Linked DNA regions of Homo sapiens: region 1 is linked to region 2. A link is an interaction called in ENCODE POLR2A ChIA-PET data of the cell type or tissue named here. Cell type or tissue: A673. All regions are shown on one strand. Links, peaks and the distances in the headings refer to the core of each region. The heading gives the core; the rest is flanking DNA.

The links. Peaks named below come from ENCODE experiments on the same cell type or tissue, not always from the same donor. Only the 100,000 strongest peaks of a DNase experiment are listed, where the experiment ranks them.
Region 1: POLR2A ChIA-PET joins it to region 2 with 6 read pairs; 2 of 35 experiments call an interaction of 5 or more read pairs at or near these places.

Annotation. Positions count from the first base shown.
Region 1 is chr9:123,223,959-123,226,784 of GRCh38, reverse strand. The region is part of intron 2 of STRBP (spermatid perinuclear RNA binding protein); the gene reads left to right. Among named protein-coding and RNA genes, the nearest start is that of STRBP, 43 kb to the left of the region's middle. In A673, for the core only: a CTCF peak has its summit at 1,096 (motif pointing right); a DNase peak (open chromatin) is centred at 1,134.
Region 2 is chr9:124,148,794-124,151,619 of GRCh38, reverse strand. No RefSeq gene overlaps it. Among named protein-coding and RNA genes, the nearest start is that of NEK6, 110 kb to the left of the region's middle. In A673, for the core only: no CTCF peak of the experiment used is centred there; a DNase peak (open chromatin) is centred at 1,399; H3K27me3 peaks cover 672 bases.

The sequences.
Region 1 (2,826 bases), core at 66-2,565, 920 kb after region 2:
TCCCCACCCCGCCACCCCCTCACTCCCCAACACCGCTAAGCTGAAGCTCCATGAGGGCAGGGATTTCTGTTTTGTTTACAGATGTAACCTAAAGTGTCACAGTGCGTGGCACATAGTAACCATTCAAGATATATTTGTGGAATAAGTAAATGGATGGCTGTATGGCAGAGGTGGGGGTCTGAGGCAGGCCTTGAAAAATTTTGATTAGGTTTTGGGGAGAAAAGGACAACTTAGTTTCCCTTATCTTTCCCAATCTTCTCTTTTCTGTGCCTTTAGCAAGATCTCTTTAACCTTCAAGGCATGGCATCTGAATTAGAACCTGAGTTTGAATCTGCTTAGTATATATGTGACCTTGAGGAAGATTTCTGGCCATTCTTGAGTCCCTTTTAATAATAAAAAAGTCATTTTTATTGACGTATACTTTGAATATAGTAAAATACATTTTTTTTGAATATACGGTTCTATGAATTTTGACAGACTTAGTCATGTAACCACCATCAAGATATATCCATTACTACAAAACGTTCCTTTCAGTGCCATGTAGTCAGTTCCCTCTCTTCACCTCCTGCTCCTGGAAACCATTGATCTGATTTCTTAAGTGTGACTCATTTTTAGTCAAACCTCTTTCATTTAGCCTCTGTGCTTTCGAGATGCATCTGTGTAATTGCATGTATCAGGAGTGCATTTCTTTTTATTGCCCAGAAGTATTCCAGTGTATGGATTTACCACAGTTTATTCATTTACCAGTTGATGGATTTTGGGGTTATTTCTAGTTTTTGGCCATTATGAGTAAATTTGCTATAAACATTTTCATTTCTGTTGGGCAAATACCTTGGGTGTGGGAGCGCTGGATTGTATGATAAGTGAATTTAACTTTATAAAAAACCACCAAACTGTTTTTCAAAGTTATTAGCTTTTTTTCACATTTATCAAATGGGGTAATAGTCAAGACTTTTAGTTGTGAGCAACAGAAATTGAGTCTGGGAAAGGAACTTATGAACAGGGTGTTAGGTGGCTCACAGAATCTCTTGGAGGGCTGGAGAAATAGGCTGAGAAGTTAGCATCCAGGAACAAGATTCTAGGCACAGACGAGGTTGAATCGCCAATACCATCAGGGGGTGCTAGACACTGTAGGTAGAATTACTGTCTCTGGAAACTGGATGAAGCTGCTGTGCTTGCTGCTTTCACTTGCCAGAATAGATTTTCTGAGGACCCAGCTTCTTTGAGTCATTTGCTTTTGAATCACCATCTGGAGGTAGGCGCTGCCTCATAAGGTGGGGGATTCCCCAAACATAGGAAAGAGGATTCAGATGTGGGGCTGAAAAAGGAAATAACACGTGTATACCACAACCTCCAGAGGTGGCTGTGATTAGATAGAATAATTTCCATGGTGTCTAGGAACTTACTAGAATATAAATGCTAGTTTACTTTTCTGTTTTCCTTTTTCCCCATCTGTCTTTTGTAAGTAAAATTTTTGTTAAAGTGTAAAACAAACTACATAAATCATAAGTGTGTATAGCTTGATGAATTTTCTTGAAGTGAATTCATCCTTATAACCGGTACCCAGAAGAAATAGAACGTTGCCAGCACCCAGAAACTTCTCCCGTGTCCTCATCTTCATCACTGCACACTCCCCACTCCACCACTGAATCACTGGTTTTGACTAGTTTTGCCTGTTTTCAAACTTTATGTAATCAAAATTGTGTGTGTATGGTTTCTTTCTTTCAGCATTTCTTTCAATATTTGTGGACTTCATTTTTTGTTGATTTCATATTGTTTCATTGTGTGAGTATAACACTATCCATTGTACTATTGATGGACACATAGGCTATTTCCAGTTTTTGACTAATGCAAGTAAGTACTGCTATGAACATATTTGCACGTCCTCTGGTTTAAATATATATGTTTCTCTAGGTATGTAACATGGAGTGAAACTAATGGGTCATGGGTTCTGTGTATGTTCAGCTTTAGGAGAGTCTGCTGAAAAGTTTTAAGTATCTTTTTTTCACTTTCCACTACTACCAGCAGTACATGTAAGTTCCAATTGGTCACTTCTTTTTGACATCTTCCTCTGTTTTCAATAGGACTTTGTACCCCAGTATAGTACTTGTTTGAGTCTACCTAATCAGTTACAAGTATCTCTTTCCTATAATGTTATTAACTCTTTGAGGTGGGATTTCTTGTTTTGTCTTTCTCCTCTTAGTATCGAGTACAGGCCTAGAACACGTAGTAAATGCTCCGTGAAAGTTGCGTGAAAAGATGAATCGTGAGTATGTCTGTGGGTGGGAATTATCTTGGCATTTTTTAGAACAGAGAACTCACTGGTCTGACTGGAATTAGAAGTGATGGGAACAATGGGTGATAGGATTGAATTAAGTCAGGTGAAATCTGATTCAGGAGGTAATAGGTAGCCCTGTTTAGTTCCTGAACTGCGAGAGAGTTAATGAAAGCTGTTTTGTTCTGTGAGTGAAGAATTGTGTTTTTGTTACAGGTGTGTCCAGCTGTTAGGAAATAGTTACAAAAAAGATTTGGGCCCATGATTGGAGACAAGATTAGACAAGGCATGAGTGGGTGTGAATTTGGTTAGCTTAATCTCTTAGTTTTTAGTTTCTTTATAAAATGGGGCTCCACCTTGTAAAGATTAGAGCTAATATATAAATATGAGTAGATGTTTTCTTTTTTATTCACTGTGTATTTTGTTTTGTGGCATTTGAATTTTGTGGAACTCGGAATTTTGAAACATGTTGTGAAGTGTAATTCTGCCAGTGTAAATCCATGTGGAATTTTTCTAACTATAGCATCTCTGGAGCACCTTGCGTACTCTTC
Region 2 (2,826 bases), core at 194-2,693:
AGATAAAGAGCAAAAGACTGTGGAAGTTGAACCTACAGGCGACAGCCCAGCTCTGTGCTCAGATGCTCCCTCAAGATCCTGCTGATCATTGTACCCAGATTCCCACAGGGCCCAAGTCTCTCCATTCTGACCAACATCCCAGCCTGCCTGTTATAATAGTTATAAACTAAGATAATGTCAGAGTGTCTGATTATATATGAAGGGAATATGATTCCAAGATGGGCAGGAGATCCCAGAGACCCATTTCAGCATGCTCTGTTCCTCCTTTCTATAGGGAAGCATCCCTGGTCTTTGACCCTTGAGAGTCTCTCAGCGAATGGAACTCAGAAGGCTGTGGGGGAGTCCTGAGCATAGATACCCAGAGGGAACAAGAAATGGTGTTGAGACTCATGAGATCAATGTCTTGTTGTGCCAGGCACAGAGGTCTATATTTGTGTTTGCAGTCTGAGCATCCTGCCAGGAGTCCAGATAGGAGATAGGTGAGATGGTGGTCAGGGGTTGGAGCATGCTCTGAATGTAGCCTCTTCTAAACTGGAGCTCCTCAGTATTCAAGGAAAACAGAGAAGATGCAGGAGGATGCTGGCATTCAGCATGGTCAGGACTGGAAAGACAAATGGAAAAGTAAAGCAGGAGGAAAAGAGATCAAATCAAAGAGCCTAAAGGTGCCTAGGTGCTTGCTCCTGGCCTGGGATGGAATTGATATTCCTAGGGTTGATCCCTTGATTAACATAAACAGAGGCATGCAAAGAGGTGTTGCAGTTCTGACTGGGAGAAAAGTCCATCTAGATTGAAATAAGACCACTCTTAGGACACAGACTGTCATAGATAATGGCAGACACCTGGGAGGATATCAAAGCCAAAATGGAAGTCCAAGGTCTCAGCTTGGTGGATTAGGGTTCAGGGAGCCAAAATATTGAACAGAAAAAGCAAGGCAGACGCTCAGTCATCTACTGGAAGATAATAGAGAAAACTGTCAATAAGTGAAGCACAAGTTCAAGCCTGCAGCAAGATATTTGCCAAATAACAAATATGAAGAATTAGTTAGGATTGTTGAAGGATAGGATTGAATTATTCAGCTAAGAATCATGATATTCTAAGGGTTAGACTAGCATTGGCAAATGCCTAGCAACCATTTCATGGCTCACTCATTTTCCACCTATGGAAATTAATTAATTAGTCGTTAATCAATCTTGGAATAATTTCCTGTTAAACATACACAAGATTTCATTTTTCTCCCCAAGAGAGCTCTTTGGGAAGCCACTAGCAGTCACTTATAGTTAACATAGGAAGATGAAATCATTTGATACCCTAGGGATATAGTACACAATTCTTCCCTGTGGATGTGACCTACAGGGTATTTATGAGCTCCCCAGGGTAAAAGGATTCTGTCATGAGGAGATCATCCCAGAGACAGCTTCCTCAGAACTCTCCTTGGTGCTGAAAATTGGTCTGCATTTCCCTACAGAGCCTGCCACTTCCCACCCTGCCACCGTTGTTGACATGGATCAAACTTCCCATAGTAGGTAGAGATACACCTTGTAAATAAAGAGAACCCAGACTTCTGAGGGATGAAAAGGATTTGGCAGTAAATAATTCTGAAAGGGATATGTTGGGAGTTGTTAGGAGGTAGGCTCTAACAAGGTCAGCACCCGGGTAACCGTGGGAGTCCATATCAGAGAAGCAATGGATGAGCACTAGAACATCCTTCAAATCATGAGTGAAGTTGAGAAGAAAATTCAAGGTTAACAACCTATAGTACCACTAGAAGACAGTGAAGATGGGGCAGGTCTCAGAGATAGGAAATCAGAACCAAATTCAGGCACTAGGAAAGGCAAGTGAGACAGAATCACATGGCGCCAAAGACTTAATGTTTGTGTCCCCCAAAATTCATACCTTGAAATTGTAATCCCCAATGTGATGGCATTAAGAGGTGGGGCCCGGCCGGGCACAGTGGCTCACACCTGTAATCCCAGCACTTTGGGAGGCCGAAGTGGGCAGATCATGAGGTCAGGAGATCGAGACCATCCTGGCTAACACGGTGAAACCCCGTCTCTACTAAAAATGCAAAAAATTAGCTGCGCGTGGTGGCGGGCGCCCGTAGTCCCAGCTGCTTGGGAGGCTGAGGCGGGAGAATGGCGTGAACCCAGGGGGTGGAGCTTGCAGTGAGCAGAGATGGTGCCGCTGCACTCCAGCCTGGGCGACAGAGCAAGACTCCGTCTCAAAGAAAAAAAAAAAAAAGAGGTGGGGTCCTTGGTAGATGATTAAGTCATAAGGATGGAGCCTCATGAATGGGATTAATGCTTCTATAAAAAGAAGACTCTAGAGAGCCCCCTCGCCCCTTCCACCATGTGAGGAAACAGCTAGAAGATGCCATCTATGGAACAGTAGGCATGTCCTCACTAGACACCAACTCTGCTGGTGCCTTGATCTTGGACTTCCTAGACCCCAGAACTGTGAGAAATAAATTTCTGTCATTCATAAGCCACCAAGTCTATGGTATTCTTTTATAGCAGCCCAAAGGGACTAAGACACATGGACATTGATGAAATTCTACTGGACAGATTTTTCTTGGTTCATGGATACTTATTTCTTCAAAGATACTTTTTAACGGGACATTTTGTCTTATTTTTAAAAATAATATATAGTTATTGTAGGAACATTGGGAAGAAAACAAAAGTAGAAATAAGGGGAAAGATATTGCCCACAATCCAGAGGCAATCACTGTTGTTATTTTGGCATATTTCATTCGTCTTTTTTCTTTGAATATTGACATACTTGAGATGATACTTTTACATCCCAGTTTTTCATTTAACATTATGTTATTAG